Linked DNA regions of Homo sapiens: region 1 is linked to region 2. A link is an interaction called in ENCODE POLR2A ChIA-PET data of the cell type or tissue named here. Cell type or tissue: CD4-positive, alpha-beta T cell. All regions are shown on one strand. Links, peaks and the distances in the headings refer to the core of each region. The heading gives the core; the rest is flanking DNA.

Region 1 (8,343 bases), core at 2,311-7,310, 90 kb before region 2:
CCGCCGCCACGCCCGGCCAATTTTTTGTGTGTTTTTTAGTAGAGACGGGGTTTCACTGTGTTGCCCAGGCTGGTTTTGAACTCCTGAGCTCAGGCAGTCTGCCCGCCTCGGCCTCCCAAAGTGATAGGATTACACGCATGAGCCAACGCACCCCGCCTCATATGGTAACTTCTGTGTTTAACTTTTTGAGGAATCACTAAACTGTGTCCACTGCAGCTGTAACGTTTTACATTCACACTAGCAATGCACAAGGGTTCCAGTTTCTTCACCTCCTCACCAGCACTTCTTATTTTCAATTTTTTGATACAAGCCATCCTAATGGGTGTGAAGTGGTATCTTAGTTTGCATTTCTGTCATTTAGTGACGTGGAACATCTTTTCATGTGCTGCCTGACCATTTGTGTATCTTCTATTGGAGAATGGCCAAGTCCTTTGCACATTTTTTTTGATTTTTTAAAAATTGTGATAAATCGGCTGGGCGTGGTAGCTCACGCCTGTAATCCCAGCACTTTGGGAGGCTGAGGCAGGCAAATCACGAGGTCAGGAGATCGAGACCATCCTGGCTAACATGGTGAAACCCCGTCTTTACTAAAAAATACAAAAAATTTATCCGGGCATGGTGGCGGGCACCTGTAGTCCCAGCACTTTGGGAGGCCAAGGCAGGCGGATCACGAGGTCAGGAGTTCGAGACCAGCCTGACCAACATGGTGAAAAAATTAGCCAGGCATGGTGGCACGTGCCTGTAATCTCAGGAGGGTGAGGCAGGAGAATTGCTTGAAAACGGGAGGCGGAGGTTGCAGTGAGCCAAGATTGCCCCACTGCACTGCAGCCTGGGCAACAGTGAGACTCAAGTCTCAAAAAAAAAAAAAAAATTGTGGTAAAATACACCTAAAATTTACCTTTTTTTGTTGTTGTTTTTTGATAAAGATGGGGTCTTGCCTTGTTGCCCAGGCTGCTCTCAAACTCCTGGCTTGAAGCCAATCCTCCTGTCCCAGCCTCCCAAGTGCTGGCATGACAGGTGTGAGCCACTGTGCCCAACCCATCATAACCTTTTTTTTTTTTTTTTTTTTTTTTTTTGAGACAGGGTGTCACTCTGTTTCCCAGTGTTGGAGTGCAGTGGTGCAATCTTGGCTCACTGCAACCTCCGCCTCCCGGGTTCAAGCCATTCTCCTACCTCAGCCTCCTGAGTAGCTGGGATTACAGGCGTGCACCACCGTGCCCGGCTAATTTTTGTATTTTTAGTAGAGGTCGGGGTTTCACCATGTTAGCCTGGCTGGTCTCGAACTCCTGACCTCAAGTAATCCACCCCACTTGGCCTCCCAAAGTGCTGGGATTACAGACGTGAGCCACTGCACCCAGCCCATTGTAACTAACCATTTTTAAGTGTATGGTTCAGTGGTATTAAATACATTCATAATGTGTACAGCCATCACTGCCATCCATCTCCCTTTCTTTTGATCTCGTAAAACTGAAACTATCCCCATTAAACAGTAACTTCCCATTTGGCCCTTCCGCCAGCCTGTAGCAACTGCCATTCTACTTTCTGTCTCTATGATTTTGACTAAGTGCAATCATGAATTGTCTTTTGTGACAGGCTGTTGCACTAAGCATAGTATCACTTCCTTCATCCATTGATGGACATAGGTTGCTTCCACATTCTACTGTTGTGAATGCACTTATCAACACCTGTGTACAAATACCTGAGACCCTGCTTCCAATTCTTTTGGGTATATGCCCAGCAGTGGAATTGCTAGATCATATGGTAATTCTATTTTTAAGTAAGTAAGTGTTGGAGGAACCTCCATACTGTTTTTCATAGCAGCTGCACCATTTTGCATTTCTACCACAGGGCACAAGGGCTCCAGTTTCTCTGTATCCTCACCAATACTTTCTTAAAAATTTAATTTTACAGTAGCCACTCCAGTGGGTTTGAGGTGTATCTCACTGTGGTCTCCCTCATGACTAGTGATATTGAGCTCTTTTCATGTGCTGTTGGCCATTTGTATATCATCTTTGGAAAAATGTCTGTTCAAATCTTTCTTTTACCTATTCTTGAGTCAAGTTTGGTTTTTTGTTGTTGAGTTTTAGAAGTTCTCTGTGTATTCCGGATATCACTTCTTTATCAAATATGTGATTTGCAAATATTTTTAAAGAGTTTTATAGTCTTAGCTCTTACATTTAAGTAAGTCTTTGATCCGTTTTATTTTTGTAAATGGTGTGACGTTGGGGGGTCCACCTTCATTCTTTTGCATGTAGATATACAGGCTTGGCTTCTGATATCCATTTACTCTCTTGATTGATTGGCAGAAATTTCAGCAGATTTCAAGGAGCCGCCATCCCTGCCAGGGAAGGAGAAGCCATCCCCGAAGACAGTCTGTGGGTCCCCCCTGGCAGCACAGCCATCACCTTCTGCTGAGCTCCCCCAGGCTGCCCCACCTCCTCCAGGCTCACCCTCCCTCCCTGGACGCCTGGAGGACTTCCTGGAGAGCAGCACGGGGCTGCCCCTGCTGACCAGTGGGCATGACGGGCCAGAGCCCCTTTCCCTCATTGACGACCTCCATAGCCAGATGCTGAGCAGCACTGCCATCCTGGACCACCCCCCGTCACCCATGGACACCTCGGAATTGCACTTTGTTCCTGAGCCCAGCAGCACCATGGGCCTGGACCTGGCTGATGGCCACCTGGACAGCATGGACTGGCTGGAGCTGTCGTCAGGTGGTCCCGTGCTGAGCCTAGCCCCCCTCAGCACCACAGCCCCCAGCCTCTTCTCCACAGACTTCCTCGATGGCCATGATTTGCAGCTGCACTGGGATTCCTGCTTGTAGCTCTCTGGCTCAAGACGGGGTGGGGAAGGGGCTGGGAGCCAGGGTACTCCAATGCGTGGCTCTCCTGCGTGATTCGGCCTCTCCACATGGTTGTGAGTCTTGACAATCACAGCCCCTGCTTTTTCCCTTCCCTGGGAGGCTAGAACAGAGAAGCCCTTACTCCTGGTTCAGTGCCACGCAGGGCAGAGGAGAGCAGCTGTCAAGAAGCAGCCCTGGCTCTCACGCTGGGGTTTTGGACACACGGTCAGGGTCAGGGCCATTTCAGCTTGACCTCCTTTTTTGAGGTCAGGGGGCACTGTCTGTCTGGCTACAATTTGGCTAAGGTAGGTGAAGCCTGGCCAGGCGGGAGGCTTCTCTTCTGACCCAGGGCTGAGACAGGTTAAGGGGTGAATCTCCTTCCTTTCTCTCCCTGCTTTGCTGTGAAGGGAGAAATTAGCCTGGGCCTCTACCCCCTATTCCCTGTGTCTGCCAACCCCAGGATCCCAGGGCTCCCTGCCATTTTAGTGTCTTGGTGTAGTGTAACCATTTAGTGGTTGGTGGCAACAATTTTATGTACAGGTGTATATACCTCTATATTATATATCGACATACATATATATTTTTGGGGGGGGGCGGACAGGAGATGGGTGCAACTCCCTCCCATCCTACTCTCACAGAAGGGCCTGGATGCAAGGTTACCCTTGAGCTGTGTGCCACAGTCTGGTGCCCAGTCTGGCATGCAGCTACCCAGGCCCACCCATCACGTGTGATTGACATGTAGGTACCCTGCCACGGCCTATGCCCCACCTGCCCTGCTTCCTGGCTCCTTATCAGTGCCATGAGGGCAGAGGTGCTACCTGGCCTTCCTGCCAGGAGCTCTCCACCCACTCACATTCCGTCCCCGCCGCCTCACTGCAGCCAGCGTGGCCCTAGGACAGGAGGAGCTTCGGGCCCAGCTTCACCCTGCGGTGGGGCTGAGGGGTGGCCATCTCCTGCCCTGGGGCCACTGGCTTCACATTCTGGGCTGACTCATAGGGGAGTAGGGGTGGAGTCACCAAAACCAGTGCTGGGACAAAGATGGGGAAGGTGTGTGAACTTTTTAAAATAAACACAAAAACACAGGCCTGTTAGTCCATCTTATTCAGTCCATGGAAGGGGTGGGTAGCACAGCTGGGTCCCGGGTCTGTTGTGTCCCAGCATCTGAGGGGCCACGCAGTGCCTTCTAGACCACTCAAGGAAGGGCAGAACCTTGGACCTGAATACAGCTCTGCAGCCCTAGCTGCACAGAAGACAGGTAGGTGCTTTCTCAAAGACAGACACAGTTTATTTATAAACCAAAGAGGCCAGGAGCCTACTAGCCACCCCCATCCCCTTCCCTCTTCCTGAGCACAGACATGGCTCCCCCACCTCCTCACAAGGTTTTTGGTACAAACTGTGGTTTGGCCTAGAGCATCCCTAAGGACCCTGGTGGGGCAGGGTACCCTCTGCTCCCACCACCTGGGATGTGCTGGGGAACGTGGAGTGGGGCAGCCTGATATTGATATCCCGCGGCCCCGGCCAGGGCTCTGGAGCTGCTCTTCCCTGGGCTCTGCAGCTTGGGGTCCTGGGCCACCTCAGACGCAGGCCCGAGGTTGGGCTGGGGAGGAGGGGGTCACCCGTCCACATCCCAGCTGAAGAGGTGGTGCTTCACCAGCATGTCCCGGACGCCCTCCTTCAGGGGCTGCTGCGCCTGCAAACAGGGCAGCCCCTCACCTCACAGGCCTTGGGCATGGCTGGGGTAGTTCCTAACCGCTGACACCAGCACTTCGGGTTCCCACCTTAGCCACCCCGCGAACGGTTTGGGCAGCTCCATCAGTGCAGGCCCTACGAGGCCCACACCACCCACCTCTCTCTTCGCAGGGAGCTCCCAGTCCTGGGAGAGGCTGAAGGCAAAGCAGCAGAGGACTCTAGAGGTGAGGAAGGGGTGGTAAGGCTCTTGTCACCCCCAGCTAGCCCTTCCCACCCCACCTCCATCCCCCAAGCCCAGTAAGGTCCTCACCGGAGCTCACACTTGATCTGGACCCAGCCCGGGCTGCGCAGGAAGGACCAGGGCTGGTACCACTTCTCCACGGTGGGCAGGCTGGAGCAGAGCACCTCCAGCCACAGGTGCAGCACCTGCTCACTGGGGACATGGCCAGGAGTGGGGAGCAGGGGCAGCTCCAGGCCCTTCTGGCTGCAGCCACGGTGGAAGCCTCTGACCTGTCTCTCAGCAGCTCCCAGACCACCCTCTTTGGGGAAGGACCTGAGCCCCTGAGGTTCTTTGTCCTTTAGGGTTCCCTGTAAGGACCCCCCCTGATGCTGGGCTGGGTCCCCCCACTCCAGGGCTCTCCTCCAACCCCTTTTCCACACTCACTTGAGCCCCACGCAGATCAGTGAGCGGAGCTTCACATCCATTTGTGCATGCACTGCATCGTGGGTCACGTTCACAGACTGCACAGCCTGGGAACGGCACCGTCAGCTGTCACTCAGGCTCCCCCACAGGCTAACCCCAGAGAGGTCTCTAGGGTCTGGCAGAGGAGGCCCCCTTACCCGGTAGAGCAGCTCCTCCGGGGTCAGGACTTTGCCATCTTCATCCAACCTGAGGGGACACCAAAGCTCCTGGGGTGCCGGGGCTGGGTCAGGCCCCGCCCTCCCACTGCTGGTGACCCCACCAGAAGAACCCGGGCCGAGTTACCTGAAGGTCTTACAGAGCACCAGACGGGAATACACGGAGGCAAAGTCTCTCTCGACCTCCCGGCCTGCAGCCTGTGGGGACAGCACACGGTGTGAGTGCAGGGACAGGAAGATGCTGGTTCAAAGCCCTTGGGGCCGACTGGGCACCTGTCACCACGCTGCCAGCTCTTCCCATCCTCTCTGTGGGGCAGGAAGGACCTAAGATGGGTACTAGGGGGCACAGCAGGGCTGGTGCAGGGTGGGGGTCATGGGCCCAGCCACTGACTTACCTCCTCGATAAACAGCCAGGGGTGGCAGGCGCCCCCAAGCAGGGATGGCTTCTTCAGTCCATGTTCGAACAGGGCCTTAAGGGCCGGGCAGAGGGTCCCTCGCACGAGGTCTGTGACCCCCTCCGTCACCGAGTCATCCCCCGCGATGGAGTACTGATGGGAGGGATGGGTCTGAGAAAGCCCTGCCTGACGCCTGCAGCCAGTCACCCTCCTCTGTCCTCTCTGCCATGCTACAGGCCAGGACTCGCTAGGCACGCAGGCCCTGGCTAGAAGGGTGCCAGCCGTGCCTAGCCCGCCCACCCCCCTCACCTCTTTGCTGCGCTCATCCAGGACTTCCACGAACTTGGCTGGAAACCAGCCTGTGGGAAAAACAGGCCCTGTAAGGAGCAACCACGAGGGCCGAGGACAGAGCAGACACAGCCTGCAGGCAGGCTGAGGCAGTGGGAAGCCGGCTCAGCTGCTTCAGGGACCTCAAGCCAGGCAGGTGTATAGAGGAGAACAGCTTGGTGGCGGCCAGGGTCACCCAAGTCTTCTGTGCCCACCCCCTCCTCCCTCTCCCAGCTCAAGAGCAGACCAAGGACCCCACCTCGCAGGCCGTTGAGCTCCCCCACCCAGCAGTGCTCGTCCTTCTGAGACACGATCTGCACAGGAGGAAAAACAGCAGGAACCAAAGCTGGGTGCCCTGGGCCAGCGCCTCCTGCACCCCCGATATGACTCCTCAGCAACTAGGCCAGGCCAAGACCCCTACATCTTCACAAGAGAAGCTCTTGGCAGGGAAAGGGGTTGGGGTGGGGCTTGGTGGAGGGAGTCTGGGGAACCCGCCACAGCCTGAGGACCTGGTAGTCCAGCGCCCCCACGCACTGTGATGATGTCGTTCTTGCGGAAGCCCAGCTCGTCGTCGTCGTGCCGCTCAAAGTCCAGCAGGGCCTTGGCTCGGCGCCGGTGGCTGCGTGAGCACGCCACGTAGTTCTCGTGGTCCCGCTGGTGGCTCTCCATGCTATAGTCTGGAGTCAGCTCCTGCCACAGTGAACACAGGCCCACCAAGGGGGTTGGAGGAGTTAGGGCCGTGTTTGGTAGCAGCCCAGGGAGCTGGCGACTCACCACGCTGCAGTTTTTGGGGTCTGTGCACTGGAAGTGGCGTGCCACGCGCAGGATGGCTTCCCGGAGGTCAGCCACCAGTTCCGTCTGCTTGATGTTCTTGGCCTTGAGTGCCTCCAGGTCATCCTCCCCTAGGAGGCCCAGAGAACCATGGTGACCACAGCCCACTCCAGGCCCCCGAGGAGGAAGCTCCACGTCCACATGAGCGTGAGGACAGACTCCCGCATGCCCACACTGCCTGGCACTCGCAGAGCTCTCACCGAAGAGCAGAGCAGTGATGGTGGACTTCCTCCGCTGGGTCCTGCGGCGAACAACCTGCACCAAGAGGAGTGGGTCAGGGTGGTCCTGGCCCCGGGAGGAAGAGAACCCACCAGCCCTTGGCTTATACTGTCTCATCTGAAATAGCCTCTGACGCTGGCTCCAAGAATTGAAAACAGATAATCAGAGCTGGGTCTGCCTTCCTCCCAAACCGTGCCAGGATCAGAACCTGAGGTGCACAAAGCCTGAGGAGGCCTGGATCACCCCACAGCTGTGGTCTGACTGGGCCAGGCTGGGGGGCAGAGCAGGAAGGGCTGGTTTGTTTTCCGCAGCCCCCGCGCTCTGAACTTCAAGGTGACCCCTCCTCCCCGTGTGCTGTGGGTCAAGGTGCGGCCCCCCATCCTGGGCCACCTGAGAGAGGTTGGTGAGGGTGCCGGCCCCCAGGAGCTGGCCCTGGTCTGCAATGAGATAGGCCAGGTGCTTGCGGCGCTGAGTCTCCACGGCCACATCGGTGAGGGAGCCGGCCAGCCGCATGGCCACCCCCAGAAGCAGCTCCGCGTCCTCCATCTGCGACGGGATATCCGATAGCGTGTTGAAGATGGAGGCCGAGTTCTCTGACTGGATCAGCTCTTCCTCCTGGGCCATGCCAGGGCAGGATGGGGGAAGAAGGTTGTCATTGCAGGGACGTGGCACTGAGCTGACCCCAACCCCCATCCTCAGGGACCCGTTTGCCTTGGCACAGTTGTCAGGGGCCAGGGGGCTGGTCTTGCCTGGCCCAGGGAGGTCTCTTGCTCCCCTGCCCCCCATCTCGGGTGCCTACTCCTCAGCCTGAAGTGGGGCCGTGGAGCACCTTGAGGTGCAGCATGCCCAGCGTGAGCTGGAACAGCACCCGGGAGCCCTCGTAGAAAAACAGGTCCCAGATGCGCAGGAGCAGCTTGATGTCCACCACGCTGGCGAAGGCCGTGAGGAACCAGTGCAGTGTGATCAGGGACAGCTCTGTAAACACAGGAGCCAAAGCCGCTGGGGAGGAGGTGGTGGAAACCTCCCTCCCCGGAACTGCAGCAAGGTCCTCCCTGCTTAAGAGCAAAGGAGGGGAGGGGGCAGGGAACACCAGAGAACAAAAGAGCGACAAAGACCATGGTTGGGGGGCTGTGCCCTATCCCCACTCGGCCACCCGCCTGAGTCCTCCAAGCTGCAGAATGG
Region 2 (8,343 bases), core at 2,271-7,270:
GGCTGCTCACCACTTATTCTTTTCTGTTTTCATAAAATGAAAAAGAGAACCAACCAACAGAAATATGTAACTCAACTTCACCTAATTTTTTGAAGAATTTCTCAAACCTGATCATAAGGAAAGAGGGAACAAAGTTTCTCTGTTTTTGAGACATCGCATCATCAAAAGTTATCTTCCGTTCCCATTTCAAACTAACGAAAAGGCCTGCATGAAACTTAACAGATACTCAGATGTGCCTGGTGGCCATTCACTTAAAAAAAAAAAAAAACAGAAATAAACACACCGTTGCTCCAAGAGGTACCTCCTGCTCTAGTTTTTTGGACTTGGCAGTGCTCCACTCTACTGCTAGGTCAAAAGAACAGCCAGAGAAACCCCACATTCAGGCTAAGTTGCAAATGGAAAGGAGCTCCCTGCTTTCATCATTAAAAAGCACTCTGTTCATCTTAATGCAGCCCAATGGAGTTGCTTTAGTAGCAGTGGCTCTCCGGGCCTGTGTGTTCTCATAGTTAAAAAAATAAAATAAAAAGCAGATGGGCCGGCCAGCCAGCCTGCAGACTGTCAGCGATGCAGCTTTCTGAGAAGTCAGGGTGGGGCAGGGGAGAAGGGAAGAACACAGGCACACACACAGAGACAGAGAAGGATGCACGCGAATGCACATGAACACACGTGCACACACACACCAGAACGAGCATGCCTGGGCAGTTACATGTGCCAGAACACACTGGTATTTATCAACCAGCCAATCACAAATTTTTTCCTTTTTTTTTTTTTTAGGTTTTTTGTGTTTTTGTTTTTAAAGTGAGGCTCCGTCAAGTCTTCCCTCCCCCCTCCCCCAACAATTCTTTTGAATTTCCCTCCCTCCCAAACATGGTAGACCTAAGGACGGAAACACACCCAGTGCAAACAAAGTTAAAAAGCTATTTTTTTTCAGTATATATGTTTCTTAGCAACAACTTCCATATAACATGAAAAAAGTGAAAAACTAGAAACTAATTTTTTTAATTTTTTTGTGTTTAAATTTAAATGGTATGTGTACTTGCTTCACATTGTCTTTCTAGGTTGGCGTTCATGATTCAAGTATTTCAAGAGTGATATGTTCTCTTTTTGGATTCATATTCCAAACGAAAAAACTGAAGTTATAAGGGAGGCAACTATGTGCTCAGACAGTCTGTCAATGACCCACCTTTTTTTCTCTCCGTTTTCTTTTTTCCTTTTAAAAATGTATTTATTGCAAGTTGAAAAAAAAAACGAAAAGGTCAAGTTAGTGCTGCTGCTGTTCCAAAAAAGGTCACGAGGTCAGAGTTGAAAGTTCTAAGTTCAGATTGAATCCGACCCTCCTCCCAGAAGGTCACCAGGTAGTAAAGGAGCAGGGCTGCCCATCCTATGGGGATCTTCCACCGTTGGGACTCCCCATAAGCTAGAAGAATAGTTTGGGGGCCCCCACAATGAAGCGCCAGCAAGATCGGCCCCGCTGCTGCCACCAGCGCTGCTGCTCCACTGCCCGAGCCCAGTGGACCCACCAAAAAGATTCAGAGCAGGTCCCACGGGATCTGACTGGTTCTGGCCGGTCTCCAGCGACTGCCACCCCGCAGCTGGCGCACTTGGGGTTGCTGCAGGTGTAGGGGGCTGAGCTTGTGCCAGAAAGCGGCTGACTTCATCATCAGTGGCAAACTCAGCAAGGATGGTAGTGTTTCCCAACACACACCTGGAAGAAGGGAGGGAAAGAGAGCTATGGATCTCAGGAAAATCCTAAAGCATACGGAGGGAGCGACTGCAGTCCTTGACATTCAATGTGCAGTCCTTTGACTAGAAGCTGCCATATCCATGAACGCTTTTTAGAATGCAAAGTCCAAGCTCCACCCAAGACCTCTGGGTCCAGAACTTGTATTTCAACCAGACCGCCAGGTAATTAAGAAGTAATGATGTAAACCAACAAGGCATCACCAAAACTCAGGATAACCAAGGACTACTAGAGAATACTATATTCTGATATTTCTTGGTGTATGGAATTTATATATTCTAGACAACTTAGCTATCAAGAAAAACGTGTGTGTCTGTGGGGGGCTAAGAGGGATGACTGAACTGGCAGAGGACTCTGATACTGTAATGGTAGATACCCGTCATTATACATTTGTCCAAAACCATATACTGTACAAGGCCGAGTGAACTCTAATGTAAACTACAGACTTTTGGTGATAAGGAGGGGTTCAGCAATCTTGACAAATGCACCACTCTGGTGGAGGATGTTGATAATAGTGGAGGCTATTCATGTGTGGCAGCAGGAGATATGACAGAAATCTTTGTATCTTCCTCTCGATTTGGCTGTGATCCTAAAACTGCTCTAAAACAAAATAAATAAAGCCTTAGATAAAAAGGAAAGAAAAATATGGTCTCTTTCTTTCCCCATGTGAGTTATGAGGCAAGAGACCATACCCAAAGCATCGAAGCAACCTGGCTTCAGTCCCCGGAAGTGCTGCTCTTTCTCAGGGGCTCCTCGCTGCCTGAGCCCCCTCATCCCTGGCTTGCAGTGTGTCTGGCTTTCTGTCATGGCATCTGCAGCCAAGGGCAGTCAGGTCTTCTCCGTCCACCAGTTTGACAGTGGCAGGGAAGGGGATGGGCAAAGTCTGATCTAGCGCCACCTAATTTAAGCAAAGACCCTGCTACCCCCCAAGACCACAATATTTCATCATCTGCAAAGAGGCTGGAGTAAGCAGCTAGATTCTATTATGAAAAACAATGGCAATTCTATTAGCTGTGTGTTTTTTTTCTTTTTTGAGATGGAATCTTGCTCTGTCACCAGGCTGGAGGGCAGTGGCATGATCTCAGCTCACTGCAACCTCTGCTTCCCAGGTTCAAGCGATTCCCCTGCCTCAACCTTCCCAGTAGCTGGGACTACAGGCATGCGCCCCCACGCCTGGCTGATTTTTTGTGTTTTAGTAGAGACAGGGTTTTACCATGTTGGCCAAGATGGTCTCCATCTCCTGACCTTGTGATCTGCCCGCCTTGGCCTCCCAAAGTGCTGGGATTACAGGCATGGGCCACTGTGCCCGGCCCTAGCTTTATGTTACTTAGAATTTACTCACTACTTCACAAATTATTTACGTTTGGAATTCTGACGACTGGCCTCTGATATATACAGGACAATCCAAGCTTTGGTGGAAAAGACCCGGCACCTCCACACTCTCCACACTCGAGACTTGCAGATGCACGTGTGACGGTGCCATTCTTCGTATATGTTCTGGTGCATCTTTAATTCAGCAGCTGCCAGAATACTCACGGGTGCATCTTCATGCATGTTTGTCTACGTGGGTGTAGGACCGAATACTCACATGTGCAGTGCAGTTTGGGCCTTGGCCGCCTCCTGTTTGGTGCTGTATCGGATCAGGGCAGTGCCCTGGGTTAGATTCAGATGGAATGTCAGCAGTGGGCCATGCTGCATGCAGATCGTTCTCAAGGTTGACCCATCAATCTAAGGAGTAATGACATTCATGAGATAAAGACTGGAGGTGGGGTGGAAAAGGTACATTTTAAGATATTCAAAGCACTGGCTGAGACCTAGTGTGCCCATTTTGCAAATAGTTTCCATAAATGCAGCTCAAAACAAAAGCATATGATTCAGCCTATGGTCTGTTTTAAGAGATAAACAGGTGGGAGTGTTAACTTGTAGAGTCAAAAAAGGACAAAAATGAGATGGTATCCATGTAAGAATGTAAGTTAACATTCTTAGCATCACTGCTCATGTATTCCTCTGTAAAGAGAAAGACACAGACAAGAAAAGCACTACTAAACATCTGATTATTTAAAATGCTGATGGCTGACCTGGTTCATAGCCTATTCTAACACTGTCTTACCCCTACTTTGCCCATCTCAAGGTGAGACTATTTCTGCCTACTTCTCTATGTCCTGTGCTGACATCAGGCATTTTGACCAAAGGCTGTACCCCTCACCCCAGTTAGACTTTCACCACTTAAGATCTTCAGCGATTAGGGACAATTTTCCTAACCTATGAGTTGGATGAACAAACTTATTCACTCTGATTAACTTATTTTGCATCAAGATCTTTTTACTTATTTAGTTTTGAGACAGAGCCTTGCTCTGTTGCCCAGGCTGGAGTGCAGTGGCACAATCTCGACTCACTGCAACCTCCACCTCCCAGGTTCAAGCGATTCTCCTGCCTCAGCATCCTGAGTAGGTGGAATTACAGGCGCACACCACAACTCCCGGCTAATTTTTGTATTTTTAATAGAGACAGGGTTTCACCATGTTGGCCAGGATGGTCTTGATCTCCTGACCTTGTGATCCACTCGCCTCAGCCTCCCAAAGTGCTGGGATTACAGGCATGAGCCACCGCGCCTGTCCCATCAAGATCTTAAATAGGTATTTAAGATCAGTCCACCATTTCAGTTCATTTCTTTGGAAGATAAACAGATTACTATTGAATAGATTAAAAAGCTGTACTACTGGTGGCAGTGGTAGACACCCTGCAGGATGAAAACAGGCAGTTTCTCTGTAGTTCTTTGCAGAAAATGATCACAGAAATGCTCTTAGCATTGTTTTATAAGTAACAATAGATTACACAAGCATGTCAGCATATGCCACAACAGACTTTTTAGGATAGATGCTCTCTAGATAAATTTTAGGTGATGAAAGAAACATTATCCAGATAAAGTAGTCCCCTTTTATCTGAGGGGAACACCTTCCAAGGCCCCCCAGTGGAGGCCTGAAACCACCAATAGTACCGAACTCTAAGTATACTATGTTTTTCCTATACATACATACCTAAGACAAAGTTTAATTTACAAATTAGGCACAGTAAGAGACTAAAATAGAAAAGTTGCCAGGTGCGGTGGCTCACGCCTGTAATCCCAGCACTTTGGAAGACTGAGGTGGGCAGATCACGAGGTCAGGAGATCAAGACCATCCTGGCTAACATGGTGAAACCCATCTCTACTAAAAACACAAAAAAATTAGCCAGGCATTGTGGCTGGCGCCTGTAGTCCCAGCTACTTGGAGGCTGAGACATGAGAACCGCATTAACCCGGGAGGCGGAGCTTGCAGTGAGCGGAGATCGCGCCACTGCACACTCCAGTCTGAGCGACAGAACAAGACTCTGTCTCAAAAAAAAAAAAAAAAAAAGAAAAGAAAAGTTATAACAACATACTGTAAGTTATGTGAATGTGGTCTTTCTCTAAAAACATCTTAATATTTTTTGACTATGGTTTGACCAAGGGTAAGAAATCATGGGTAAGGGGGTGACAATTGTATCAAGATTTGCTTTTTTTTTTTTAAATTCAGAGATGGGGGGGGTCTCACTCTTCTGTCACCCAGGCTGGAGAGCAGGTGACTTGCTCTTATAACCTTTTAAGCTATGATAGAGATTAGTCTGCTTTTAGGAAGCTTTCATTTTAAAATTAGTTCTAACCCAAACACGGCCACCCCCATATTCATTTTATATGGATGTATGTGTATAATTAACATTTTTTTCTTTGAAACAGCGTCTCGCTCTGTTACCCAGGCTGGAGTGCAGTGGTGCGATCTCAGCTCACTGCAGCCTTCACCCCCGGGTTCAAGCGATTCTCCTGCCTCAGCTTCCCGACTGAGGTGGGACTACAGACACCCACCACCATACCCGGCTAATTTTTGTCTTTTTAGTAGAGATGGGGTTTCGCCATGTTGGCCAGGCTGGTCTGGAACTCCTGACCTCAGGTGATCCACCTGCCTCAGCCTCCCAAAAGTGTTGGGATTACAGGCATGAGCCACCACATCTGGCCAGCATTTTTCATAAGATAGAACAAGTGAACAGCCGATTGGCCTGCCCAGGCTTCTTTCAAAACAGTGCATCTCTTACTGCTTCTCTCAATCTCATCATAACATAATCACATTGTGTGACAACTCTTAGAAAATAGGAGGTATACATAGTTTTGAGGATGGTCATACAAGATTCTTCATATTTCAGTCAACTATTTGCTAAAGAAATAACTTGGAACTTAAAAAAAAAATTTTTTTTTCTCTGAGATGAAGTCTCGCTCTGTCTCCCAGGCTGGAGTGCAGTGGCGCAATCTCGGCTCACTCCAAGCTCCGCCTCCCAGATTCATGCCATTCTCCCGCCACAGCCTCCCAAGTAGCTGGGACTACAGGTGCTCACCACCACACCCGGCTAATTTTTTGTATTTTTAGTAAAGATGGGGTTTCACCATGTTAGCCAGGATGGTCTCGATTGCCTGACCTTGTGATCTGCCCGCCTCGGCCTCCCAAAGTGCTGGGATTACAGGTGTGAGCCACCGTGCCCGGCCGTAACTTGGAACTTTGAGCTGAGTTGATTAGATACAGAGATTAAGAGCTGACCCACACTCTCCCTCATGTTAACTGTATTTAGGAAATTGTTTACCTCAATGTGCATCTTGAAATACGAGTCCTGTGATTTACTCCCTACAAATGGGCAAATGTATTTAGGAGATGTATTTCCCCACAGAGAATCATAATATGTGTTAGCGTATTAAAAGGCCTAAGAAGTCTCAAAGTGAAAAAATCTGCTTAGTTTTGTTTAACCAAGTATACATGTCAAACATATTAGGCCAGAGACCTAATCATATCTCATGACAACACTCTGGAAAATGTTGGCTTAATAAAGTGTGCATGAATCCATATATGAATTAAATGCCAGAGAATGCATTTTGTATGTCAAAAACAGGAGGCATAACAGACTCCTTTTAACAAGGTGTTGTAAAGGTTGTGATGGACTCAGTTTTGATGAGCCCATTTAACCTCGTTCAGGTGCTCAACATAATGCTTCTGCAAATACCTCAGTTATCTAGCAACCAAGGTGAAAGGCAGAGTGGCTTGGTGCAAATGAAGCTCCTCCAATAGAAAACCACCTAGCGGATATGGTCTGATGAGAGCAAATTATAGTAATGCCATCTACACGTGAAGAGGATAATAGACGGAGAGTTAAACACACCCATGTAGCTTTTTTTTATTTTTTCAGATGGAGTCTCGCTCTGTCGCCAGGCTGGAGTGCAGTGGTGCAATCTCAGCTCACTGCAACCTCTGCCTCCTAGGTTCAAGTGATTCTCCTGCCTCAGCCTCCCGAGTAGCTGGGACTACAGGCGTGTGCCACTACGCCCAGCTAATTTGTGTATTTTCAGTAAAGACGGGGTTTCACCATGTTGGCCAGGATGGTCTCGACCTCTTGACCTCGTGATCCATCCACCTTGGCCTCCCAAAGTGCTGGGATTACAGGCGTGAGCCACTGCGACTGGCCCCATGTAGCATTTATAAACTATGAAGTCAAATGATCTCTTCCACTGGAGAGATGGATGGTTAATTATTTACAGAGCACAAAAATGGTTAATATGTTTTAAGAGGGAGAAAATACTGAGGTTTTGTAACTAAATGATGCATGAGATCCATATTAAGAAACAAAGAACTTAGTTGAGAAGGGAAGACACTTTCAGGGATAGGAAGTATAGGTTCAGGTCTTCTTGGAGGATTAACACAGAAACAGGTAGCTTTTGGGTGTCCTTAAAATACTCCCTTTTCCACTAGGTTCCAGATACTAACATGCACATTTGTATAGCAAATCGTGTCTACTACACAGAAATCACCAGAAAATACCACCCTACTCTGTTTGTTTTTTTCTCTTTCTCTGCCCCGTAAGATCTGCAGAAACCCACTCTCTAGTGGGTTTTACCTAGTTTTATGAACTAGCTTATAAAACTAACTTTCACTTTTGTAAACTGTATGTGTTATCATCATCTTGAAGGCAGGCATGAAGCCTAGTGGCCAGCATCAACCCTTCTCCAGAAGTAGACTGTGAACCTTGGGTGGGGAGGGGACACCCACTCCTGTAGTCAAGACCTCTTTGCAGTGATCAGGAGATGAACTTTCATATCTGCCAGCCTCCCACATCTATTTCCCTCTCTCTCCTTTTTGAGAAAGGGTCTTGCACTATTGCCCAACCTGGAGTGCAATGCAATGCAATTCTGGGCTCAAGTGATCCTCCCACCTCAGCCTCCTGAGCAGCTGTGTGCCACCATGCCTGGCTAATTTTTAATTTTTTGTAGAAACAGGGTCTCATATTGCTTGGACTGATTTCAGACTCCTGGCTTCAAGCAATCCTCTCGCCTTGGCCTCCCAAGGTGCTGGGATTACAGGTGTGAGAAACCAACCCCCATCTTTACCTCTTTTTTTTTTGTTTTTTTTTTTGAGATGGAGTCTCACTCTGTCGCCCAGGCTGGAGTGCACTAGCGCAATCTTGGCTCACTGCAAGCTCCGCCTCCCGGGTTCACGCCGTTATCCTGCCTCAGCCTCCCGAGTAGCTGGGACTACAGGCGCCCGCCACCA

The links. ChIA-PET counts read pairs that join two places held together with the same protein. Peaks named below come from ENCODE experiments on the same cell type or tissue, not always from the same donor. Only the 100,000 strongest peaks of a DNase experiment are listed, where the experiment ranks them.
Region 1: POLR2A ChIA-PET joins it to region 2 with 7 read pairs; 2 of 35 experiments call an interaction of 5 or more read pairs at or near these places.

The regions. Positions count from the first base shown.
Region 1 is chr22:40,405,871-40,414,213 of GRCh38, reverse strand. SGSM3 (small G protein signaling modulator 3) reads right to left here. Exons shown (of 22, transcript NM_015705.6): 9 at 7,991-8,136; 10 at 7,552-7,776; 11 at 7,143-7,197; 12 at 6,886-7,013; 13 at 6,646-6,801; 14 at 6,371-6,425; 15 at 6,094-6,143; 16 at 5,785-5,937; 17 at 5,517-5,587; 18 at 5,372-5,420; 19 at 5,196-5,281; 20 at 4,842-4,964; 21 at 4,689-4,749; 22 at 3,925-4,532. The coding sequence ends at 4,455. It overlaps MRTFA (myocardin related transcription factor A), which reads left to right. Exons shown (of 15, transcript NM_020831.6): 15 at 2,307-3,925. The coding sequence ends at 2,824. Among named protein-coding and RNA genes, the nearest start is that of SGSM3, 39 kb to the right of the region's middle. RefSeq lists a silencer at 1,589-1,688. In CD4-positive, alpha-beta T cell, for the core only: no CTCF peak of the experiment used is centred there; no DNase peak of the experiment used is centred there.
Region 2 is chr22:40,316,216-40,324,558 of GRCh38, reverse strand. It overlaps TNRC6B (trinucleotide repeat containing adaptor 6B), which reads right to left. Exons shown (of 23, transcript NM_001162501.2): 22 at 3,330-3,469; 23 at 1-1,705. The coding sequence ends at 1,318. Among named protein-coding and RNA genes, the nearest start is that of ADSL, 26 kb to the left of the region's middle. In CD4-positive, alpha-beta T cell, for the core only: no CTCF peak of the experiment used is centred there; a DNase peak (open chromatin) is centred at 5,058.